Regions from separate parts of the Mus musculus genome. Here region 2 is linked to region 1. A link is a loop called in an ENCODE intact Hi-C map of the cell type or tissue named here. Cell type or tissue: gastrocnemius. All regions are shown on one strand.

Evidence for each region. A loop is a pair of places that touch in the nucleus more often than their neighbours do. Peaks named below come from ENCODE experiments on the same cell type or tissue, not always from the same donor. Only the 100,000 strongest peaks of a DNase experiment are listed, where the experiment ranks them.
Region 2: a loop joins it to region 1, with 2.6 times the contacts of the local background. A loop is called at or near these places in 13 of 42 quality-filtered maps.

What each region holds. Positions count from the first base shown.
Region 1 is chr1:119,835,206-119,840,205 of GRCm38, forward strand. Ptpn4 (protein tyrosine phosphatase, non-receptor type 4) reads right to left here and starts at 1,866. Exons shown (of 27, transcript NM_019933.2): 1 at 1,697-1,866. In gastrocnemius, no CTCF peak of the experiment used is centred here; DNase peaks (open chromatin) are centred at 2,375 and 3,257; H3K4me3 peaks cover 2,912 bases; H3K27ac peaks cover 2,980 bases.
Region 2 is chr1:119,892,088-119,897,087 of GRCm38, forward strand. No RefSeq gene overlaps it. Among named protein-coding and RNA genes, the nearest start is that of Gm28209, 8.0 kb to the right of the region's middle. In gastrocnemius, a CTCF peak has its summit at 3,119 (motif pointing left); a DNase peak (open chromatin) is centred at 3,099.

The DNA of each region.
Region 1 (5,000 bases):
TGATTCCTTGTGTTTAAAACAATCTTTTTAGCAAATGTTTAAGGAGCAGGTAAATACAAAACACTGTCATGTACTCATGTACACATACAAACATAACTACGTAGATCTTAGAAATCAAGATCACATTCATGCACATGTGCTATGACAAAATATGAACAAAGATAAGAATGCCATAAAAATGTGAAGAGACACAAAAATAGCTTCTGTGTTAATTGGAGCAGAAATGTATTCTGACAAAAAAGGTGGCATGACTGATCGTATGAGTGAATAAAATGGTTCTAGACAGCTCATAAGCTTCTCCTTGTAAACTGGCTTTTTCTTTAAAAGAGTATTAAATTTGTAATCCTCAAATTCAAGATTTAAATAATATATCTAGGTTATAGTCTACTAGGTACTCTGAATAATTGTTTAAGGTCATCCCTCCCGTTTTGGAAAACAAGTTTTCCCCTTTGACACACTTATGTTTGTTCACAAACCCAGGGTTCTCAAAAGGCTGCCATATTTGCCCTTCCAGTCTTCTAGTCTGACTTTACAAGTCAGATACATTAGCTTTTCTTGTTTTTCCTCCACAGCCATCTTTTAAATGTGACCAAATAACTGTGTTATTTCATCTGGACCCAAGATCTGGTCACACACTCAGTATTTCTTGAATTGCTTATTCCAAAAGTTAGGTATGACTAGTCCTCCTGGAACAGGCAGTTTTTAAAACCCCCTACGTAGTCCTTGTCCACACTGATGTCACTCTGTGATGCAAAGCCAAACATAAAGTCTCTGACATAAGTTTCAGGGAAACATCGATATGGATTATCATTGAAACTGTAAATTGTTCCATTACTTTAGAAACCCCAGCAAATGCATCCATACATGCATTTAACTACCTACACACACACACACACACACACACACACACACACACACACACACACATCTAGCTTTTCTTGAATCTCTGATTGAACTGATTTCCAGAAATCGTCCTGGGACAATTGAGGTGTCTACGCTTTGGTAAGCACAGTTCCTGTCCACAAAGGATAATCATACGCTCCATTTTTCCTGTAAGTAACTATAAAACAAACATTGACACCGAAACAAAAATGTAAAGCCAGAAAGCCACAAATGACTGTGCTTAACATTTTACAAAACCCCACAAACACCGATCTGTTCTTGACTACATACTCACGCTGAATCTAAACATCATGAAGGTAGGGACGATTCCAAAGCAGCATGAAAAATCTAAGTTCAGATGTTCTACATCTCAACTTTTTGGGCCCAACTACTGATTCCTAAAAGCAAGTATAATACTAGCAAGTCACAAGAGACTTTCAAGTTCAATGGAAGATAGCGTGTGTTCCTACCGCGTGCGGAAAAAAAATAAAGATGCTTATATGAGTCAATTAACCTAACATTAACAATTAGAAAAAAGAATCCCACAAATGAAATACTGAAGATTCTCCAGCCTTACCTTGAGTTTAGGAACATTTCATCTCCGCATCTATTCCACCCCTTCTCCCGTGCACTCATCCCTAGCAGATTTCAACTATAAACCCCAGGAAGATTCGAGTGCTCCGACCCACTAAGAAAAGGGAAGTCGATCGGGTAGTCTGGCCGCCCGGCTCGGCGAGCTTCAGGTGCGCGCCCACGACCTGCAAAGGGGGCCCAAACAGGCCGAGCGAAGGACCGCCCCAAGCGCCTCTCTTACCTTCGTTATCACAGCCGCGTCCTCCCGGCTGGAGAAAGGGGGGGGGGGGGGGGAATCCAAATACAAAAAGGCAGGAGGCCCCGGGCTCGCGGCCGGGTGAAAGAAGCGCGTGGTCCGCGTCGAGGTGCTCGCCCTCAGCGTCCCGAGAACAGCCGCCGCCACAGCGGCCGCGCCACGGCCGCGGGCCGCCTGCACCCCGTCATCCTGCGGGGCTGCGGCGGGGCTGGCGTGCGCGGGGAGGCGCGCGCTCGCACCTCGCGGCGAGATGAGCTAATCCCTTCACACGCGCCCCGAAAGTGCCGCGGTCCCCGCAAGCTGCGGGCCGAAGTCAAGTCTCTTTCAAGTCCCGGAGCCCCGATTTCTGACAGCTCCCGGGAGTCTTAAAAGAACAATGTCGCGTCCGCGGAGCAGGGAAGCGCGCGCGGCGTGAAGCGGCGGGTGACTCCAGGGAGGCGGCTCTGTGTGAGAGTGCAAAGGAGAGCCTCGGTCACCCTCCTCCTCCTTCTCCTCCTCCTCTCCTTCCTCCTCCTCCCTCGCCTCCACCGCCTCCTCCGTCTCCTCCTCCTCTCTCAAGCACACCCCGTCTCCGAGGCCGCAGCATAGCAACCGAACATGGCGGCTGCGCAGCCCCCGACCAGTCAGAGCCCCGGAACGGCGGCCTCGGCAACAGGAGGCGGTCTCGCGAGAGGTGAAGCCACGCCCTCTGCTCCGCCTCCTTCCCGCCTCCTACCCGGTTTCGGAGCGCGGGCGCCTGCCTAGAAGCACTGGTACTCACAGGTGCGAGAGAGACGGGATTTAGCGGGTTGGGAGGGGAGGGCGTGGCTCTGTGTCCACACCCCATCGCCAGGCAGCGATTGGTTCCTTGACTGTCAGTTCTGCCCCTCCTCCCTCTTCTAAGATGTACTTACTGACGGACTCTAGGGACACAAAAGAGGGGCAATAGCACAGAGTGGGGAAACTCGACCTCCTGGCATCAGGTTGTCCCAACTAAGTGCTAATAGAGGGTATAGGCTTTGAAGTGCAGTTTTCAATCAGTTCTCCTAAACATAAGGCCCTTGAAAACAAAGCCTAAGCAAAAGACGTTTCATGGATAAAACAAAGGATAGGTGCTTTCTGTGTGCAAGGAACACTGCTTTTTAAATCAAAGTCGTTCAATCATTTTAAGAATGAGGGTTGGTATTATCATGCCATGACCTTGAGGAGGGTATACCCTTAATATTTTCTGGGTAATACAAACTTGATGATGATAGAACATTCCTATAGAATAGGTGACCTCAACTAGGATCAAATGAAGGAAGGGTAAGTTGGGAGGACCCTCACATTTCCTCTTTGCTTGTTTTTCGTTTTTGTTTGTTTGTTTGTTTGTTTTACATTTCTTTATTTTGTATACACCTAAAATATGTGTGTCCATCTGTCTGTGTGTCTGTCTGTCTATCAGAGGACAAGGTTTGAGAGTTGGTAATCCTATGTGGGTCGCAAGGATTGAGCCAGACTTGGCAGCCAATTCCTTTCCTTTATCCTTTGACCCACCTCAAAAGTCCTTGACGTTTTTACCCACTTGGGGGTGGGGGGGGTGCCCTTTTCTGTGGCCAGGGTTCTTGTTAGATCTTAATCTCAATCTCTGTCACTAGAGACCTTATTTATAAAAAATGTTTTTCCTGGTGGTAGTGATGAATGCCTTTAATTCTGCCATTTGGGAGGCAGGGGAAGGTGGATTTCTGTGAGTTCCAGGCCAACTTGATATACAGAGCAAGTTCCAGGACAGCCAAGGCTAGACAGAGAAGCCTTGTCTTGAAAAACCAAAATAGATAAATAGATAGATATATAAATAGTTGGTTTGTTCAAAGGCCTCAGGAGAGAGCACTTGCCCAGTATATGTACAAGGTCCTCAGTGCCCAACACCCACATGCTACAAAGCTGCTTTTCTCCATGTTGACAAAATGATTTTACCGATAAGGAAAATCTGTTCAAAACTGTGGAAGACAATAATTTAAATTAATTTCTTCTCATTCTCATTCTGCTCCTACTCTTTCTTGTCCAGCTGGTGATGGACACTTGACCACATAGGAGGCTGAGGCAGGAGGATTAAGAGTTCAAGAACATCCTTAACTACACAGAAAGTCTCAGGCCAGCCTGTGCTCCATGATACCCTGTCTCAGAACCCAAGTGAGACAGGACAGCTCCAGGCGGTGCTCACTCGTTCTTCCCTAAGTCTGTATTCTTTCCTCCAGCTCTCCGTTTTGAAATCCTTTGTTTGTGGCATTGCTAAAATGCTTCTTATCTCACCTGGGTCAGCATTCATTCGTCCTTGAACAAAAGTTCAAAGAGAATTCGCCAGAGTCAAGCACCAAGTAATGATTTCTTCCTTCTGCAACACAGATGGCTCTAGGTTTAAACATCCCTTTAGTGCTTTTCACAATGTTCGTCTTACTACACAATCCTCAGCCCTGTGTGGGTATTGCTGATAGTCCGTGATTTGATCACTGCTATTACCTAAGGCAAAGCCTCTTAGTCATCTCTGCAGCCCTCAGAATGCCTGAGGACATTGCCTAGCAGGGGGAAATAAAGGCAGGGAAAGAACAAAACCTTTGAATCACAGGTGAGTAGGGTTTCAAGAAAATACCTGAAGTAGAGTCTGGCAAGAAAAGTCAGTCAGTAAACGTCTTGCTGAGCAAGCACAAGGACCTGTGTTCGGATTCCCCAGAGCACATGTAAAAAGCCAGGCATGGTGAGCCATTCACAGCTGTGCCACCATCAGCCCTGACTCTACCTCAAGACTGTCACTACTAATCATCACTAATGCCCAAAAGACATCCCCTGCCTGCTGGTCATTCTCTATTTTCTCCTCCCCAGTCCTTTACCAAGTCATAATCTATTTCCTGTCTCTATGTGTTGGCCTACTCTGCATATTTCACGTAAACAGAGTAACTTCCCAAACAGAGCCTTCATAGTGGAAATCACGGAGATGGGCCCTTTAACGTACCAGCATTCACTGTCATCCCTAGAAAATTCTATGTTCATCTTACACCTACCTTCCTGCATCCCTGAAAAAGAAGGAGCAAGGAATTGTCTAAGAGAGGAAGTGGAGGGGGACGGTTGCTTTACAGGCTGTGTGGCTCAGATAGTAGGATGCTTGCTTTAAGTGCGTCAAACCCTGGGTTAAATCTTTAGGAGAGCATAAGACCCCACATAATGACCCATGTGTGAAATTCTAGCACTCAAGACATTGAAGCAGGAGGATCAGAAATTCAAAGAAGTGATTCTCACTACGTGATGAGTTTGAGACTCTCAAAAAAAAAAAAAA
Region 2 (5,000 bases), 57 kb after region 1:
ACAGTGGTCCTGCTGGTGACCTACCCCAAATCCATTTTCTCAGTGTTCCTATGAATAAAACAGAGACTTTGTTCAGGTCGACAGTGTACCTACCCGGCAGCTAAAAAAGGCTTGCTTCCTTGGTACTCTTGAAGTTACCAGGGACCTTGTGATCAAGTTTAGGCCAAGGAGATACAGATGAAAGTCCTTGGGCAATGTGATCCTTCCAGAACAAAGAGGCCAGCCAGCCACAGTGGCTGCACAACTCTGTAGCCACAGGACCACGGTCCAGCCCAGGATGGGGTGTGTTCAGCTGAGTACATAATTGTTGCTCCAAGCAAACTAACAAAACAAAACAACTACCCAAACACAAATGTAATCAACGACAAGGGGGAGGAGAGGGTGGGTGTAAGGAAGTTGGCGACTGAGACCCAGCATGCCCTCTGTGGCACAGAGCAGAGGAAGCAGAGGAAGAGATGTGTGCAGAATGGATGTGGGCCAGTGGGTAGCCACCTGAGTGGAGACCATGGGGCTGGAGGGATGGCTCAGTGGTTAAGAGCATTTGTGCCTCATGGAGAGGACCCAAGTTTGCATTACAGAGTTCACCATGGGCAGTTTGCAGCTGCCTATAACTCCAGCTTCTGGGGTTTCGGTGCTGTCTTCTGGCCTGTGGACTCACATGCACCTGATCCTCTCCCCAGAAGACATATAAACATGGGAACTGGGTGTGAGAGCCTTTACTTCCAGCGCTTGGAAGGCAGAAGCAGGGAGATGACTGTGAGTTCGAGGCCAGCCTGGTCTATGGAGCAAGACTCCAAGCTAGAGATACATAGTAAGGGGGCAGGTACAGGGGACATACCCTAACGGGACTGTGGTGAGCGACTCTCTGTGGACTTCTACTCTTATAACACTAGTGCTTGTTCCTAGAATACGACATTCCCCACATCAGGCTATGTCTTGTGGCCAAGGTAATAAATAGATATATACACACACACTCACATGCACACGTGGCCAACTCTAAGCAGACTGAAGAGTCTCTGTAGCTCGGGCGGTCCCTCTGTTGGTAAAGTGCTCGCTGTGCAATCCTTGGGGAAATCTCAAACAATCTCTTGTTTAGGGGAAGTGAGAGTTTATGTTGAGCAGTTTTTGTAGCTCTCCTTAGCCCTGGGTCACATGTGGTCCACAGGCTGAGGTTGGACACACATAGTGACAGAGAGGAGCTGGGCAGAGGCAGAACACTCACCTGTCCATTCACTACCTTTCAACTGCTTACGAAGTGTCAGGGAAAAAACAGGCACAGTACAAGGCTTTTGTCTCAAAGCCCGCCTGCCTGCCTGCTCTCTTTCTCCTTCCTTCCTTCCTTCCTTCCTTCCTTCCTTCCTTCCTTCCTTCCTTCCTCCCTCCCTCCCTCCCTCCCTCCCTCCCTTCTTTAGCTCACAGCTAGAGCAGAGACTTTCCCACATCAATGTGACTTAGGGGACAGGAAGGGAAGTTCACACTTGGTGAGTCCTATAATGACCTGGACACAGGGTTAGTCACACACACACACACACACACACACACACACACACACTGAGCTCCATCTGGCATCACAGAGAACACAATGATTGTATTCGTCAGCCCATTCTATGAGTGGATAAACTGAGGAATTCAGTCAGAGAGCACAGATTCTAAGAAATGCTACCTCCTCCAGTTCTAAGCTGGGTGAGAGTCTGGCTGAGGAAAATCCAGGCCATCTGAGCTCATGTGGCCTACTTTATCTAGCTGCCTTCCTCTTCTGTATATCCCTCCCCTCCTGCCCTCCTCCTCTCCTCTTCTTATAAGATGCACCATCTCATAGATTTATGATATTATGAATCTTAAGACTACAGTTCTATGGGTATACGCACTGATGTCTAAATGGAGCAAGGGTCCAGTATGTCTCGTTTTTGCTTTTTGTCAGAGCATTTTTCCCCTTCCAGGCAAGCATTTTTAGACTGTTCCTTCCAAACACTTTCTAAATTTGAATGTGATGTCGACACTCTCCTCTCCCTCAGCCGCGTCCCTCTTCATGGAGCATCAGGCCATTCTAGACACCAGGCATGGGGCGGTACAGATGCAGAACCTAAGAGGCAAAGTCAAGGAGAGTCACATCATCCAGGGACCCACAACAGCAGACGCTGGTACCGACCCCAGCACTGAGACAGCTTTTCCTTGAGACAGGGTTTCACATATCCCAGGGGCTGCTTCCTTAAGAAGCCAAGTATGGGGCTGGAGAGATGGCTCAGCGGTTAAGAGCACTGACTGTTCTTCCACAGGTCCTGAGTTCAAATCCCAGCAACCACATGGTGGCTCACAACCATCTTTAACAGAATCTGAAGCCCTCTTCTGGTGTGTCTGAAGACAGCTACAGTGTACTCAAATACATAGAGTAAATAAATAAATCTTTAAAAAATTAAGAAACTAATATTAAATTAGCAAAAAGGAAGCCATGTGTGACCTTGGACACCTGATCCTCTCATCCCATCCCCCCACCCTCAGCCCCGTCCCCTCCAGTTCTATGACCACTGCCATGCTGGTTATGTGTCCTGGAGATGGAACCCAGGACTTTGTCATGTTGTACAAGCACTCTACCAACTGAGCCACACCCCCAGCCCCAAGACAGAGTTCTTACCAGTTAAAGAACATCACGCAACACGATGAGTCTACGATTTGTTTATTTCCATTAGTAATGGAGGACATTTGGATTGATTTCTCGGATCATGATTCTTCTTCAACATCTGTCATTTCCTGTGCCCTAACTGATGGGGTTCTCTCTATAGCTTACAGGCTTGGAGAACCTGAGAAACACCAGAGGCCAAGCCTCCCTCAGGCCAAGAGGCCTTGGAAAACCATAATGGCCGTGAAATCCTGCCGGCCTTTGCTAGATTACAGATGAGGAAGAGGCTTGGGGAGAGCAGGGGAAGACTCTGGAGGACATCGCAGGGCTGGGGCTAGGGCTGACCCTGGTGGGGGGTGGTTACACTTGCACTCCCCCTTGAGGGTTATTAATAAATGCTAGAATCTCAGCCTTCAGGCCTTCTTGCTGTCTTTCTCCACCCAGAGACTCCTGGGAGCCTGCCTGGCCCGGGGCCACGGGGAACTTGCGCCCCCTGCTGGCCAGAGGGACACCTGCATTAACCTGTGCCAGCTGGCATTCACAGATTGTCTGGATTCTGGGCACTCAGACTCTGAGAAGTCCCTCCCTGCCACAAAATCCCCATAAACCTCTGAGGTCCATTGGGTTCAGCTCGCTACAATACAGAACAGGAGTGCAACAGCGTCTGTAGCTGTTTTAAATGGACATACATAGCACAGACTTTAAAATTACATGTTGCTTGCATGTGTACACATTCATGTATGTGTATGTGTGTATGGATGCATGTTCCTGGGGTCCATCTGCTCCCACCCACAATGTTGGGGTTACAGGCACCCACAGTCATGCCTTGCTTTTTACACTGGTGCTGGGGAGGCAAACCCAGGTCCTCATGTTTGTACAAGTGTCCTTACCCACCAAACCATCTCCCCAGTTCTTCTGTGTTTTTGTTTGCATGTTTTTGTTATCTCTTTTTGTTTTTTAGAGCTCTGAACCCAGAGATTACTGACTCAGCTGGACTGGCTGGCCAGCCAGGATCAGAGATCCTTCTGTCTCACCTCCTCAGAGCTATGAATACTAGTGTCACCACAGCTGGCATTTTAAGTGGGTGCTGGGTATCCAAACTAGGTTCTTTATGCTTGTGTGGCAAACACATCACTGGTTGAGACATCTTCTGTTCCCTGGCTCAAGAACAATCTGACTCAGACTCAAGTCTTCCACCACTGCAGTGCCCAGGCCCCTGCCCTTCCCCCAGACCCATGCTACTCTCAATTTGTCTCTTGACTCTGGTGAAAAGAAAAGTTGTTCTGTTTTTTAAAAGATAAGGAGAGGGGGGATGTGTTTTGGTGGATGTGTGGTGAGGTATAGGGGAAGGGGGTGCCTCTGCGGGCCCATGCTGAGGCATCCCTTCCCCCTGAGGAACCAGCCACACGACTAGAATAGTATAGAATAGAGTTTATTCAGGGCATGGGGAGGGGAGTTGAGAGGGTAGTAGAGGCAGAGAAAGAGAGAGAGAGAGAGAGAGAGAGAGAGAGAGAGAGAGAGAGGAGAGAGAGAGGAGAGAAGAGAGAAGAGAAGCTGACTATGAGCATGTGGGGATGGGGAATGGGAAGAGGGGTAAGAGGACAGAGTCAGAGCAGGAAGGCAAGAGCAAGAGGCGAGGAGGGGACCAAGCAGCCCCTTTTATAGTAAGCCAGGCAACCTAGCTGTTGCCAGGTAACTGTGGGGCGGAGCTTAGGCAAAGTGCTAACAAAAGTAATTTTATTTTGCTCTGAATTTTACATTTCTATTTGGAGCTCCAACTTCACCAAGAAGTTGTGGCAACTTGCGTACAATTACTTCAAGTTCGCCTTTCTGAGGAATGAGGTTCTAGGGAAAAGGGGGGCAGGCAGGGGGAGAAAAATAGGTCCTATGCATGCCACATCTTGAGAGGCAAAGAGATCCCTTGAGCTCATTGGTCAGCCAGGGTAGCCAATCAGTGAGCTTCGGAGATCAGGGGGAGACCCTGTGTGACAAACAAACAAGCAAGCAGACAGACAGACAGACAGACAGACAGACAGACAGACAAGGTGGAGAGCAGAAGACATCTGACATACACCCGCAGGCCCCTATGCGCTCTATATGCACAAGGAAAAGTAGATAATACAAGCACCGTTCCATTCTAAGGCAGACCGGGTGGCGCACGATCCTCCGGGAGCTGGGTTTTCGTACAACTGTCAGCAACAGGGAAAAGAGTCTGTGAGGTCTAGCTGTAATCAGAAGCATCGCATCCCTGCTGGCTGCTTCCCATGGAAACATGTCCTGCATCCATTCTTCTCTTGATGAACAGACATCCTGGGCTGGTTCCATAACTCTGCTGTAGTGAATAGCATTGCAACAAACAAGGGTGAGCAAGGGTGAAGTCTGG